2 separate regions of the Homo sapiens genome follow, and region 2 is linked to region 1. Evidence: chromatin loops called from intact Hi-C (ENCODE). Cell type or tissue: GM12878. All regions are shown on one strand. Links, peaks and the distances in the headings refer to the core of each region. The heading gives the core; the rest is flanking DNA.

Evidence for each region. Hi-C counts contacts between places; a loop is a spot of excess contacts. Peaks named below come from ENCODE experiments on the same cell type or tissue, not always from the same donor. Only the 100,000 strongest peaks of a DNase experiment are listed, where the experiment ranks them.
Region 2: a loop joins it to region 1, with 2.2 times the contacts of the local background. A loop is called at or near these places in 1 of 110 quality-filtered maps.

Annotation. Positions count from the first base shown.
Region 1 is chr9:99,589,555-99,592,485 of GRCh38, reverse strand. The region is part of intron 4 of LOC101928438 (a long non-coding RNA gene); the gene reads left to right. Among named protein-coding and RNA genes, the nearest start is that of NAMA, 220 kb to the right of the region's middle. In GM12878, for the core only: no CTCF peak of the experiment used is centred there; a DNase peak (open chromatin) is centred at 1,379.
Region 2 is chr9:99,719,659-99,722,589 of GRCh38, reverse strand. All of the region lies in intron 2 of LOC101928438 (a long non-coding RNA gene), which reads left to right. All of the region lies in intron 2 of LOC124902234 (a long non-coding RNA gene), which reads right to left. Among named protein-coding and RNA genes, the nearest start is that of NR4A3, 100 kb to the left of the region's middle. In GM12878, for the core only: no CTCF peak of the experiment used is centred there; a DNase peak (open chromatin) is centred at 1,759; H3K4me3 peaks cover 577 bases; H3K27ac peaks cover 1,077 bases.

The DNA.
Region 1 (2,931 bases), core at 290-2,789:
AATGCAGGGCTATTAATATAGTCACAGTGTTATGCAACCATTACCACTATCTAGTTCCAGAATATTTTCGTCACCCCAAATAAAATCCTATACCTATTAAGCAATTGCTCCTCATTCTACCCTCTACTCCCCCTCTAGCCTCTGGCAAACCGCCAGTTGACTTTGTGTGTCTATGGATTTTCCTTTTCTGAGCATTTCATATTAGTGGAATCATACAGAATGTGGGTCTTTTGTGTCTGACTTCTTTCCCTTAGCATAATGTTTCCAACCTTCATCCATGTTGTAGCATGTATAGAACTTTATTTCTTTTTAGAGCTGAATAATATTCCATTGTATGAATATGCCACACAGAGTGGTTTTAACTCTTGTGGATTATTGCCTTCTTTGAAAATCTGATGACATGCACAAACACACTCTTCTCCCCACAAAACTGCATGTAATTTCAAGGCATTGAAAGAGACCCCCAAGTCCATTAATGTACCCCAGATTAAGATCTCCTGCTCAAGTAAGAGAACTTTTCCTGAATTATCCTATTCATTCATTCACTCATTCACTCATTCATTCATTCATTCATTCTAACCATTCATTTATAATTACTAATTGTATGTAAAGTGCTTTTCTATGGTGGAAGGCATGAGAATAAAAGTGAGAAAAAAGTGGACACTCGTGGAGCTTACTTTCTAGCGGTGGGAAGCAAATAAATTCAATCTGATTTTTACCATTGATCCCACATTTTGAAACATTCTCACTCTCAAAAATTTACATTTATTAAGTAATAATTAATACTAGGAAAATATATTAATAAAAATAATTAATATGGGAAGCAAATAAATTCAATCTGATTATTATTCCAGGAGAGGAATAATACTAAATAATAATTATTAATTATAGTAATAATTATTATTATTCCAGAAAAGGAATAATCTAGCAAAGAGGTCTAGATAATGTTCCTTCTTCCTGTGATAGCGGCAATTCTATCTTTAAATTATGAAACAATTCAGGTGAACATGTGGATTTTCTCAAATTTTTCTTTCAAAAAGGCTACAGTTTGCTATGTTTCATAGTAATTGAGAGCACAGGCTTGGGAGCCAGAGTCTACCTTTTCCATGAAATATCTGTTTCACCCCCACCCCAGAAAGTTAGTTACCTCTCTTCATATATTTTCATCTATAAAATGGTAATAATAATCCTATATAATTTATCCTTTTTACAACAACCCTACTCAATGAAATAAAGTATGTAAAACAACTAAGACACCTGAAATACAGATTTTGCTCAATAAATGGGGGATCATTTGTTTACCAAACAATTGCCCATTGCCATTCTCTCCTGAAGTAAAGCTCCTTTGCATGCTGCTTAACCATGGGGAAAAAGGAAGTGTTCTGTCACATGTGTTGTTTTAGTCAGAAAAAGAAGGAAGTGGGACGTGTCTTACAAGGCTGGAAGAAAAGGAGCTGGGCTGTTTCAGCCCCACCAGTACATACTGGTTGATGTTTCACCTCTCTGTCTCTATTTTGAGAATCATTCTGGATTTTCCTGAGATTTGGGTTCATGATGTCTTGTTTCTGCCTTAAAGGCAGAATCTCCCTTACCCAGCCTCTTCCTTCTGTTTTCTTCTGGGTCTCTGCTTTAGAGAATTCTTCCCTGGCCTTGTTTTCTCCTCTCCCTCCCCAGCCCTGTCACTCAATTCCCCTTATCCTGCTTTCTTTCTCTTCATGGCATTTAACACAATTTTTAATCTCTAGTGCATAGAACAGGGCTGGGCACTAGCAGACACTCAAGGAAATATTTATTGGACAGACCAATTTATTGAAAATCTCAGTATTCATGAATTTTGTATTTCCTGCCCACTTGCTGTTAGGTGTGGCTCAATTACTCATTTTGACTAATGAACTGTACTGAGTGGAAGTGACAATGTATCACTCTCAGGCAGATCCTTAATGAGCCAGGGCAAGCTATTGATTCTCTTTCCTTCTGTTGTGTAGCTAACCATATGTGAGATTGTGGCTGCATTGTCATCCCAAGTCCCAGAGTGGCTACAATGAGTGGAGCCTCCCCTAATTTCTTGTGATAGGGATGTTACATAAAAAAGAAATAAATCTTTACTGTTTTAAGCCACAGAGCTTTGTGGGTTATTTGTTACTACAGCATAACCTATATTTTCCTGACTGATACAAGTGCCAACCTTATAATTTAGTCTCTTACTCTCTCCCCACAAAAGAGATCTGGTAACACTCAACTTCAAATAAAAAACCCATGATTAGAAAAAATAGATGTGGCATTATAGTACTATCTTAGGTCGCATCTACGTCTAATTTATTCACAAGATGTCTACAGAATGATCATTGGTCAGCTCCTACTTCATGTACCGCACTTTAGCACTGGAGAATGAGATTAAGTTTTAGAAATCATTTCCTTCAGGTAGCAGAGGTTTCTCCACATGAGACCTCCCTACCCCACCCCCATCCCCAGGCCCTGTGCAATTTGTTCTTCCTCAGCCTCCACTGCAATGACTAAATCTGCACAGTCTCTGACCAACGTTAGCCCTTTTATGTTCATAAGACAGACAATTATCTCAATGCTCAATTGCAGATTAATTGAAGTGCTGGTATAGTAGAAGAAAAAAGATTTTGCATCAGAGAACTTTGGTTCAATCCATGAACCAAAAAGCTCCATGATCTTGAGTAAATTGCTTAGTTTTTCTGAACCAAAGGACCCCAATTATAAAATTGGGATGACAATGTGAGTCTAACCAAAATTCTTGCAGATAGATGTGTTTTGGAATTCAGAATTTTTTAGATTTTAGAAAGGTAATATGTTGCATATGATGCATAAATTGAAACAAACCAAGTAAGACCTGGGAAGCCCTTCAAAACGAAACACGTTACTATTTCTGCATCAAAATGTATCATAGTCAAGTAAATGGGACAA
Region 2 (2,931 bases), core at 274-2,773, 130 kb before region 1:
TATCAGCCCAGAATGATGTTCCCTCATGCTTCTTCCCACTCAATTTCCAAATTCACCCCCCAATCAACTGCTGATCTGCTTTCTATCACATAGGTTAGTTTAGTTTATTCTAGAATTTCTTATGACTGCAATCATACAGTATATGTTCTTATGTGTTTTGTTTCTTTCACCGGACATACTTTTGAGATTCATTCATGTTGTGTATATCAGTAGATCATTTCTTTCTATCGCTGAGTAATATTCTATTCTTTGAATATGCCACAGTTTTAAAAAAACACTTTTGCCTGTTGACGTACATCTGGGTTTTTTCTAGTTTTTGGCTATTATGAATAAAGCTGCTATGAACATTTTTATATAGGGCTTTATGTAAGCATAGGTTTTCGTTTCTCTTGGGAAAATATCTAGGAGTAGAATTGCCCGGCCACAGGGTAGACATATGTTTAACTCTTTAAGAAACTACTAAACAGTTTTCCAAAGTTATTGCATCATTTTATACTCCCAGCAGCAATATATGAAAATTTGGATTGCTCCACATTCTTTCCAACATTTGATGTTGTTAATCTTTTCTTAAAAAATTTCAGTCATGTATGTGTGTATGTGTGTATATGTGTGTGTTTTACTTTGCATGAAACTTATAAATAATAAAGTTGAGTATCTTTATATGTGCTTGTTGGCCATTTGTATATCTTCTTTTGTGGCTGTCCAAGTCTTCTTTAAAAAATGATTTGTCTTTTTATTATTGATTTATAGAATTTCTTTGTATGTTCTATATGCAATGTATTTGTCAGAGAGATATATATTATATATATACATAATATTCACTATATATAGATATATTTTATATTTTATATATAAATTTTATATTTATATAATACATAAATATATTATCTATAATATATAAAATATATAAGTATATTATATATAATTTATATATAAAGTATAAATTATAAATATATAATATATATAATTTATATATAAAGTATAAATATATAATATATATAATTTATATATAAAGTATAAATTATAAAAATATATAATGTATATATATTTTATATTTTTATATCTAAAATATTCACTATATATAGCTCTATCTACATATCTATCTATCTACTGAATTTTTTTTCTCAGTGCGTGGCTTGTGATTTATTTTCTTGACGGTGTCTTGATGAGCAAATGTTTTACAGTTTTAGGTAGTACAGTCTATTAGTGTTTTTATTTTATGGTTTATGCTTTGTATGTTCTTGAAAAATGTTTGCCCATTGCAAGGTTGCAAACATTTTCTTCCACTTTTTTTTCCTTTGTAACTGTATTATTTTATATTTACATTTAACTCTATAACCCTTCTCATATGGGTTTTTTTGGATGTGGTGTGAGGTAGGGGTCAAGGTTCTTTCTCTCTCCCTTTTTGTTTTGGATATCCAGTTATTCCAACCCAGTCGTTGAAGAGATTTTTCTTTTGTCATTGAATTGCTTTATATATGGTTGTATTTCTGTACTCTATTTTGTTTCTAGTCCTGTTTTGTTTTCTGTTAGTAATGATTTTGAAATAGGAATAGATTGGGATTCTTAGATATATAGAAGTTAATGAATTAGTATAGTCTCACAATAAGCATTTTTTTTTAACCACTTGAAGACTTTTTCTTGTGTTCAATGAACACAAGATCACTTATTTGATCCTTATGTGAGTACTTGAGGGGAAGTGGTTACAAGGAGCCAGAGTGCTAGCGTGTTTTGGCTTTTACTTTCTGTTTTAAGCAACATCTTCCAAGAATAAGCTGAAATCAGGCAAGAATTAGCTGGTTTGAGAGCAAAAACAGAGGGAATAGAGAGAGTCTAGAAATGCAGGGGCTGACAGGGTTGGAAAACCCAGCTATTCCTGAACTGAAATAAGCTGCTGCCTTTCTATACAAACCTATTATTTCAAATGGTTGCAGTGTAGCTGCCATGAGTTGAGAGAGGTAAAAGCTAGGTCACATTTGACCTTTTGCAATTAGTTAAATTTTTTTGCTGAATTCTTACCCACTTATATTCCACCCAGTGTCTCTTTCTCTGGTGCTTTGGCTCAGGTGAACCAGAGGTCATGTCCTGGCTCTCCTTGGAGGGCCCATCTTTCCTTAGAATTCAGGTTACTTGTCCTATGATTGCAACTCTCTAATAGTTCAAGAAAAGCTCTGATTTGTAGTCTATCCGGCTTTATTGTTGTGAACGTTGGACAGATATATTTTTAGCTTTTTACATCCCATGTGGAAATAGAACTCCCAAGAGAGTGATTTAGAAAGATATTATTCATCTTGTAAGATAACTTCCTGTAGTATTCCTTTGAATCGCAATATCCATTACCATTCCCTTCAATCTGTTTCTTTATGGGATCTTACTCACCTGCCTCCAAACTGCTAGACTACATCTCCTGGAATGTGCAATTTGGCATGTATTTCTATTCTAAGTAACATGCACAGATCCTGGAAAAACTAAAAGACCCTGTTTGTTGATTAATTGATGAATGGAATGTATTTACCAATCTTCTCACCTGACAAATCCTTATCTGTCTTTCAAGACCAAAAGCAAATGTCACTTCTTCTGAGAAAGCTCTATGAGTTCCTTTAGGAAGAGTTAGTTATTTTTTCTCTATGCCTTCATAATACTTTGTACATTCCTCCACTAGATGATTTTTATATCTTTTAGTTTAGATTGTGAATAAGATTGGAGCATGACCAATTCTTCTTATTTTGTATCTTTAGGTGCCTAGAACAACGTGTGGTACTTATAATTATGACTCAGTTTGTCAAATGGATGCATAAAAATTGATTTTCTAAATGAGCTGCTGAATATCTTTGTTGAATGATTATACACATTGGGTTTTGCATTTATGTAACTTTTATGTACATGAAGAAATGTACTTGTAAATGTATGTGTATATGTGTGTGAGTGTGT